Regions from separate parts of the Homo sapiens genome. Here region 2 is linked to region 1. The links are chromatin contacts, found by Hi-C in ENCODE. All regions are on one chromosome and are shown on one strand. Each heading gives the region's core, a stretch centred on a gene start or an enhancer-like site at or near the end of the contact. The rest is flanking DNA. Distances are from core to core; before and after follow the strand shown.

Region 1 (4,227 bases), core at 1,186-3,685:
AGAATACCCATAATAAAGCAATTAGTTTCTAGCCACATCTTAAAAAGAAAATCTCAGTCCAGTCTGTATCTGCATTACACAAATTTAAAATTCGGAATGCAAATTAAAGCACTTTTGTTTAAAATAAATTAGATAATGTGGTAGAGATTATAATTACTATTGCTGCCCTCCATTAACGTATGGAACTATTTGTATGAAACATTGACACAGATCACAAATAAGCACTGAACAAAGAAAATAAAATGTAATCTCTTCTCAGATGCACCATTCTAAAGTACTTTAACAGCAATATTATCTCCTCTATTCCTAACAATAATTACAATGTGAATCCAATCTCATTTCTTATGCTTACCTTGCTGGTTAGGCTGTGAAGACTCTCCTCTGCCCATTTTATACTTGACTTCATGCTCGAATTACTTGCTTTTAAGTGAATTAACTGATGTTGAGCACAAATGTATGCGAGCTGCAGTCTAGCCATCTCTAGTCGTCTCTCCTCAAGGATTTCTTGATTATCACAAATAGATGGTGTCTGTATATCTAAAAGTTGAAAATTGTCTTCATTTGAACTTTCAACTACTTCATGTATACCCTGAAAGAACTGTTTTTTGGTATACAAAGTTAATGCTGCTGTGCTTTGCTCTTCCTGACTTAGGTATTTTTCCAAGGAAAATTGCGATAAAAATACCAGTGGATTTGTCCCTTGACCTAAATTAGAATGTCTGAAGAACATCATCAATTGTGTAACTTCATCAGTAAGAGCCTGAAGTTCATTACTGATCTTAGTGATCATTGCATTTAGAATTCCTTGACTCTGCTTCAGCTTTTTAGTGGCTTCTTCTTCTTTAGCATTTAACCTCAGAGATTTGTGGCTAGTTACTGAAGCCATCAATTGACATTTATTACGTCGCTGAATTTTTAGGTTCTTTAATTTCAGTAGAGTTTGAACCTCATCCTCTAATTTCTCCAGCTCTTTATCATCCAGTCTAGGTGTCTTCAAATCAGAAGTTTTACACGTTTTAAGAGCTTCATCCAATGCCGCCCCTTCTAGAATAGGCTTGCCTGATTTCTGAAGAATGCTAAAAGCTTCCAATTCTCTTTCAGACAACACGTTCTGTTCATTCACATTCCCACAAAACCACTTCAGAAACGATTCATCTTCAACGCCCTCAAACAACCAGTCAAAGTCTTCTCCATTAAGATTATCAGCTTTGGGATAACCAATTTTTTTTAATGTTTCCACAAACTCATTTCCACAACTCATGGTTTTAACTACCCCAATTTTGTTGTATCTGATATGGGTTTACGGTGTTGATTTTTAGAAAATAAATCCAAGCAGAAAAAAAGCTACGTTTTATACCAAGTCCACAGAGAAGGGAAAATATATTTTTAGAATCTATAATGATTCCTCCTAGGGGGGAAGAAAACAAGTATTAGACCACAAATATGACGACAGTGTTTTTAAAAAGAAGACACAGACAAATATCACATGATATCCGAGAGCGGGATAAATGACAGGTAGTCGTAGCTGCAATGTTTGATGATGATAAAGAGAAACAGAAACAATTAGGCTAGTTCTCAGAAAACCGCAACAGTAACGAAAAGTAATTAACAAGAAAGTGGATCTATTTGGATCCATTTTATCTTTTTTTCCAAAGATAAAATGGTTTAAAATGCATTACACTTTATAGAGCAGCATTTGTTTTTAATTCAAAATAAATGGATCCAAACAAACCCAAGCCACCAGGAGGCTAGGCAGCCTCTCTTCCCTGCCCTCCGTACGTAAGAAGACGCAAATAAGCATGGCACATCTTCTGAAGATCAACTAAATATTTACCTCAACGTCTCGCCGGGCAAGGCTCCACCTCCAGAGTCCACCACCGCGACGCGGAGAACAGCAGGAGCAGCAGGGAAGCGCGCGGCCACAATTAAGGGTGCTTCGGGCCGGCCTTCAGCCAGCGCTGAGGCAGCCCCGACGCCAGGGCCGCGCGAACCCCAGAGGCAGCGGCAAGCCCCAGGGATCCGCGGCCCCAAGGCCGCGATACACCAGACGCGCCAGCGGCAAAACCTTCCTTCGGAGGGTCACCCAGCTGTGACACCTAAGCACGCTGACAAAACAAACGCACAAGCCCACCGAATCGCCGTCGACACCGAGCTGCAGAAGACGGGGGTGACAGGCCCCGCACAGCCCCCGCCCCAGCTCCTCGCCCAGCGGACCGGGCCCTGATCCCCGGGCAGCTGCTGGAGCACCTGGAAGGAGCCCCCAGGAGCGCAGGAAAAAAAAGAGGCACCTGGGTGCAGACGGGGATCGCGGCCACTCCTCCAGCCCCACACCCCTGCGCCCAGAACCGAGGCCCGCGTCAGTCACCTCAGGAAGTTCCGCTTGCTTCTCGCAGGAGCCCGCCGCCACCGCCCTCCGTGCCCCGCGCGCCTCGCACTGCCTCACGGGAGCGCCTGGACGCGCGCAAGCGCACAAGGCGACGGCGTGGTCGTGGGGGATGACTGTTTGCGCAGGCGTAGTGTCAAAAGAGGCGGAGTCGGCGAGGCTGGACTATGGGGTGGAGCTGAGCAGGCGGCGCTCGGCCCCCGGCCGCTGCGGGCATCCTGCCTCCTGGGCGGGGCGCAGGGCAGAGAGAGGCGGGGTCTGGGCCGGGAAGGGCGGGGACAGGGCCTGGACAGGGGCGGGGCCTGGGCAGGGGGCGGAGCCTGGGCAATGAATGGGGTGCAGAGGGGTGCAGAGGGGTGCGGTGGGGCGCCCTCTGGGGAGCTGAAGCTGCGGGCCTGCTCTCAACGGAGCCGTCAGTTGTGCTTCAGGCCTGCCCTGCCCCGTACTTCAATCTAGACCCTCTGAAGGCACTTTTGAATGGTACAAAGAGCAGCGCAGGTTGGTGGTTGGGAGACAGGCTGGAGCCCGGCGGTGATAGCGCTCGCCCCCGAGAGAGACGAGTTCCCGGAACATTCACAGCAGCCCGACCAATGCCTGGTACATTTTAAGGGTTAGGGATTGTTCGCTTAGAGTCTTTTACAATGAACTTTATTTTGCAAAAACACTTAATTTCTAATCCCTCACCAGAACACTATGTAAAAGCTGACTTCTGGCCGGGCGCGGTGGCTCATGCCTGTAATCCCAGCACTTTGGGAGGCCGGGGGGGGGGGGGGGGGGGATCATGAGGTCAGGAGTTCGAGACCAGCCTGGCCAAGATGGTGAAACCCCATCTCTACTAAAAAATACAAAAATTAGCCGGGCGCGGTGGTGGGCGCCTGTAATCCCAGCGACTCGGGAGGCTGAGGCAGGAGAATCGTTTGAACCCAGGAGGTGGAGGTTGCAGTGAGCCGAGATCACGCCACTGCACTCTAGCCTGGGCGACAGAGCAAGACTCCGTCTCAAAAAAAAAAAAAAAAAAAAAGCTGACTTCCTCCACAATTCCCTTTTCAAAATGTTAGAAATAAACGGAATGGCCTGAGTTAAATACATCGATATATTTAACTCAAGGAGGATGGTACACCATTTCCAAAGAGGATGGCAGTCAGTGAAAGATGACTGAAACGGGATTGCTAAATTTCATGTGAATCTGGCTGATGCCCTACAGCCCAGTGAAACCAGACCTCTCTATTGGACAGAATTCGTTTGCATCTCTACCAAACAAAAATCCTTTGCCACTCCTCAGTCTTCCACAGGTTAGCAGGGGCTTTGGTCATGGGTAAATATAATAGTACTCCCTCCCTTCAGCGTCAAATGACCCTAAAGGTGGCTTGTTAGACAATGTCCTAGTCCAGGGTGACTAGGTAGAAGTCGTTTGGATAGTTTTTCTTAATATTTTTAAGGAGAGAAATAAGAATGTTCTAAGGCAAATATTGTAATCTGATCGAGTCAAAGATATTTCCTATTCATTCTTCACTTGTTTCACGTTTTTTTCCTCCTCTTTTAAAAGTCAATAAGGCCTAAAATGATCTGAAAAACAAACATGATGGGAAAAAATTCAAAGAGTGGTGCCCAATCTGCAGGCAAGGAAACCAGGGATGCTGGAACGGGGAGGCCTGGTGGGAGGACCCTTGCAGCCCAGGGTTGGAGGTTGGGGGTGTGCATCAGGGGGCAGAGTTGAGCCAGTTTGGACAGGAGGAAGTGGGAGCTGTGCAGGCAATGCCTTCCAGAAATGTTGCTGATGAGGCAAAGACTGGGTGGGAGGAGTGTGACACAGAGAGAGAGATACAGAGAGACAGAGAGAGACA
Region 2 (4,641 bases), core at 1,629-4,128, 800 kb after region 1:
AATCCAAGCAAGCGGCTGGGCTGCAGGGGCGAGGGAGCGGCTGGGGTGAAGCAGCACCCCGTGTTCAAGGACATCAACTTCAGGAGGCTGGAGGCAAACATGCTGGAGCCCCCTTTCTGTCCTGATGTAAGTGCATTGCCAGGACGAGCAGGGCCCTAGGAACAGTGATCCGCACAGCACGGTTTTTCTCTTTCTTTTTTCAAAAATAGAGATGGGGGGTCTCACTGTGTTGCCCAGGCTGGTCTTGCACTCCTGGCCTCAAGTGGTCCTCCACCTTGGCCTCCCACAGTGCTGGGATTATAGGCGTGAGCCACTGTGCCCGGCTGCAACACAGTTTTTTGTTTTTTTTTGTTTTTTATTACAACAGATACAGAATCAGCAGGTACAGTTAGCATGTGGCTTTTGCTCATGGTGCCTGTCCTACCTGGTTCTTCTTCCCTCCCCCGTCACCCCAGTGTGCTTTGGCCACTCACTGGGCCCCTCACAGACCTCAGCGGTGCTCTAGCTCCCTGCCTCGTGTCACTGTCAGCCTCACTGCTGGGGGAGCCCCCCAGGTAGCTGAGACCACAGCCACACACCACCCAGCTCATTTTCACTTCTTTTCTAGAGACGGGGGTCTCCCTATGTTGCCCAGGCTACTTTTGAACTCCTGGCCCCAAGTGATCCTCCTGCCTTGACCTCCCAGAATGCTGGGATTACAGGCATGAGCCACTACGCCTGGCCACCCGTGTCCCCTTTCTGGTCTCAGGGCTGGCTTTCTCTCTCATTCTTGTGTTTCCCACAGCCGTGAGGCCCTGCTTCCTTTGTCTGGAACGCGTGTCCCCACTCTGCTTCTCATGAGGTCCTGGGACTGTGGCCTGGCCCCGTACTGAGGACCCTGAAGTGGTCACTGTGCCTCCTTGTGAGTGTGCTGTTGGGACACCTTCCTCTGGACTGTCCCCGAGGGGCGGGGCCTGCCGGTCCACTTCCGCCTCCCCACCTTGAGGGTATGAATGAGTGAAGAGCAGCTACTCTAACAGCTGTGCTGACCGTGGCCTTTGGAGCCACTGCTTTGCTGAAACACTCACTGTAGTGCACAAGTCCTGGGTGAAAAGTTTCTCAGGACTGCGGGTGCCTCCGGCATGAGCAGATGAGGGTCCCACAGCTGCCGACTTCCGTGCTTTTTGTTCCTTTGCCCTGAAAGTGCAAGGAACTGTACTGGCGGCAGGTGGAGACCCGGACCTTGGCACTCCCTCCTGCCTGCCTGACCCTCTGCCTCTGAGGACAGCAGTGCCGGGATAGGAGCTGCAGACCTGGGTTCCTGTCCCAGAGGAGGGACCTGCTGATTCAGGGAGCTGAGCGGAGGGATGAGGTCCCTTGCAGCCTTGGAGACCACTCAGTGGACCTGCAGGAGGATGGGAAGTGGGAGCTGCTGCTGTTCCTCAGGTTTTCTCCGGGTGCTTTGCCAGGAGTGCACCAAGAATTGGAGGCAGGGGCGAGAATTGTCACTAAGGGATCCCACCGCTGGTGGCCTCTGTCCCTGTTCACACTTCTCCGGTTCTGTGCTGCATCTTCCAATACGTGCAGTCCACCCTGCCCTGCATCCCTGACCTCTGTTTGCAATCCATTTTGCACTACGGAAAGGAGAAGGGCATGGCCTCAGGAGGGGTGTGTGTGTGTGTGTGTGTGTGTGTATGTGTGTGTGTATGTGTGTGTGTGTGTGTGTGAGAAAGAGGGAGAGAGCCAGGGCATGCAAGGGACCTGGCACAGACAGTACCACAAAATTGGTGACACTAAAAGCTGGCGAACCACCTCTTCAGAGGACACATTCTGTGATTTAGAAAATGCCTCAAGTGAGAGGGGCCTGGCAAAAGAATGGAGACAGGGAGAGTGGCGGTGTTTATGCGTCAGTTTGCTGGGCGTTTCATTCTTGGGAACTGAGGGAGCTGAGAATTGCTGTAGTCATCTCAGAGGCTGCCCCTGTTCTTGCTACACAGCCTCATGCCGTTTACTGTAAGGACGTCCTGGATATCGAGCAGTTCTCGGTGGTGAAAGGGATCTACCTGGACACCGCAGATGAAGACTTCTATGCTCGGTTTGCTACCGGGTGTGTCTCCATCCCCTGGCAGAATGAGGTACTGCCCTTCCAGCACAGCCGCTTTACGTTAGTTCCAACAGTGACCCAGGGAAAAGGGTGTGTGTGTGTCCGTGTGTGTGTGTGTGTCTGTGTGTATTTGGGAGATAAAATTATATAAGACGGCTGGGCGCAGTGGCTCACGCCTGTAATCCCAGCACTTTGGGAGGCTGAGGCAGGCAGATCATGAGGTCAGGAGTTCGAGACCAGCCTGGCCAACATAGTGAAACCCTGTCTCTACTAAAAGTACAAAAATTAGCCAGGCATGGTGGCAGGCACCTGTAGTCCCAGCTAGTAGGGATGCTGAGGCAGGAGAATCGCTTGAACCTGGGAGGCAGAAGTTGCAGTGAGCTGAGATTGCGCCACTGTACTCCACCTTGGGCGACAGAACGAGACTTCGTCTCACCCAAAAAAAAAAAAAAAAAGATTGTATAAGACTTTTGACCACAGGACTAGACCATGGGCAAGCCAAGGACCATATCAGCAGCTGTCCAGAAGCACAGCGGCTGTCCCTGGTCCCAATGACAGGAAGTGGACAGGAGGTAGCTATTTTGGGTCTGATGGGAGCTTGCCTGCCACCCCGAGCCCCACTCCCTAAGCAGGGCTGGCTGGCAGCCAGGGTTCCCATGGTAGTTCCCTGCTTTGGGAGTACACTCAGAGACAAGGGGAGAGGAGACCACATTACTTATTCCAAGAAGAGGTCAGGAAGCAGGGAAGGAGGAACCCAGAAAAGGGGCCCCACAGTGGGTGCAGGAGCTCTGAGGTGCCCCGCACGGGGCTGGGCAGGAGCTGCTGGCACTGGGAGACACCCACTGACCTGGCAGTTTCTCTGCGGCTTCTCTGTCCTGTTATTCTGTGCATGCAGATGATCGAATCTGGGTGTTTCAAAGACATCAACAAAAGTGAAAGTGAGGAAGCTTTGCCATTAGATCTAGACAAGAACATACATACCCCGGTTTCCAGACCAAACAGAGGCTTCTTCTATAGACTCTTCAGAAGAGGGGTAAAAAGACTTAAAAACTAATATATGTGTGTGTATGTGAAAAAAAAAAAAACATACTGACTGCCAAGGTGAAAACCTGGTACTTTTTCTGTTTGCGATGGCTCCTACAGGCAGTTTTATACAGTCTGAGAGCCACATGGTGCTAGGTGGAGGCCAGCCAGAACAATGAGAACACCCTCGCAGTGAGGTTTGTTGCTGGGATGAAGACTGTTCTGATCCAAAACAGGACTACCTTCCAGCATTTACAAACAGGTTCCCGTGTCGCTGACAAAATAGTTTACACTGGGCTCAGAAATCGGCATCCTGTGGAACCTTCGTCAGATGGCACTCACAGTGCATCTCTCCCTGCTCTGGCTCTTAGACTCACCTCCTTCGCCCGCTGCACGGGGAAAGTGGATTCCTTTTTGAAAAGGGAATCCTGGCTGGGTGCGGTGGCTCACGCCTGTAATCCCAGCACTTTGGGAGGCCGAGGCAGGTGGATCACCTGAGGTCAGGAGTTTGAGACCAGCCTGGCCAACATGGCAAAACCCCAATTCTACTAAAAATACAAAACTTAGCCGGGTGTGGTGGCACATGCCTGTAGTCCCAGCTACTTGGGAGGCTGAGGCAGGAGAATCGCGTGAACCCAGGAGGTGGAGGGTGCAGTGAGCCGAGATCGTGCCACTGTACTCCAGCCTGGGCAACAGCGCAAGACTCCATCTCAAAAAGAAAGAAAGAAAAATGGAATCCTTTGGAAAGACTTTCTGTAATAGCATTAAATGTAGACAAGCCTTTTTTCCATGCAAAGTGTCTCTCCTTGGATTCGTGGGCCATCCTACTTTGCACCCTGTGTGTTCCCAGGGGGTTGATTCAGAGCTTGGCCACTAACATTCTAATCCATCTTTCTTTCAGTATGAAAAATAGGCTAGGCGTGGTGGCTCACGCCTGTAATCCCAGCACTTTGGGAGGCTGAGGAGGGTGGATCACCTGAGGTCAGGAGTTCAAGACCAGCTTAGCCAACATGGTGAAACCCCATCTCTACTAAAAATATAAAAATTAGCCGGTCATGGTGGCATGTGCCTGTAATCCCAGCTACCTGGGAGTCTGAGGCAGGAGAATCGCTTGAACCTGGGAGGCGGAGGTTACAGGGAGCCGAGACTGCACCATTGCGCTCCAGCCTGGGTGACAAGAGTGAAACTCTGTCTTAAAAAAAAAAAAAAAAAAAGGAAAAAAAAATAAGCTTTAGGTGGGAAATATCTCAAAGTGGCATTTCCCATGGCTGTCTTTCCTCTGAGAACTAAGGGTTAGGTGTGAACTAACAAAATGGCTCTCCCTGACCCTCAGTGTGTAGCCAGCCCTGCATGGAAATAAATGCTCCTCCCTGGGCCCCGGTCCCAGTGTCCACACTTGGAGATGGAACCCAGGTTCCCACGTTTTGGGGAAAACCTGCCGTTGAGAGAATCTGATTGCACAGAGTGAAGCCCATTCTCCCCACACTGCTTCTTAGGCAGCCAGAGACCCTGTGACATTCATGCCTCAGCCATGG

What was found. A loop is a pair of places that touch in the nucleus more often than their neighbours do. Pooled maps may share reads with other maps.
Region 2: a loop to region 1 is called in a map of mammary epithelial cell, with 10 times the contacts of the local background. The contact joins the enhancer-like site here to the promoter of POLN in region 1. A Hi-C loop is called at or near these places in 1 of 168 maps with a recorded cell type or tissue (mammary epithelial cell), 1 of 37 single-sample maps with no recorded cell type and 9 of 50 pooled maps.

What each region holds. Positions count from the first base shown.
Region 1 is chr4:2,239,686-2,243,912 of GRCh38, forward strand. It overlaps POLN (DNA polymerase nu), which reads right to left and starts at 2,436. Exons shown (of 26, transcript NM_181808.4): 1 at 2,366-2,436; 2 at 1,835-2,105. HAUS3 (HAUS augmin like complex subunit 3) reads right to left here and starts at 2,436. Exons shown (of 6, transcript NM_001303143.2): 1 at 2,366-2,436; 2 at 1,835-2,105; 3 at 353-1,408. The coding sequence starts at 1,261. It also overlaps the pseudogene COX6B1P5. RefSeq lists enhancers at 1,619-2,120, 1,727-1,826 and a silencer at 2,507-2,866.
Region 2 is chr4:3,035,398-3,040,038 of GRCh38, forward strand. GRK4 (G protein-coupled receptor kinase 4) reads left to right here. Exons shown (of 16, transcript NM_182982.3): 13 at 1-126; 14 at 1,977-2,114; 15 at 2,979-3,116. Among named protein-coding and RNA genes, the nearest start is that of HTT, 37 kb to the right of the region's middle. RefSeq lists enhancers at 2,271-2,320, 2,901-2,990, 3,001-3,050. Within about 2 kb of position 2,879, at least 4 of the 41 ENCODE cell types and tissues checked have a DNase peak (open chromatin) inside an H3K27ac peak, as active enhancers do.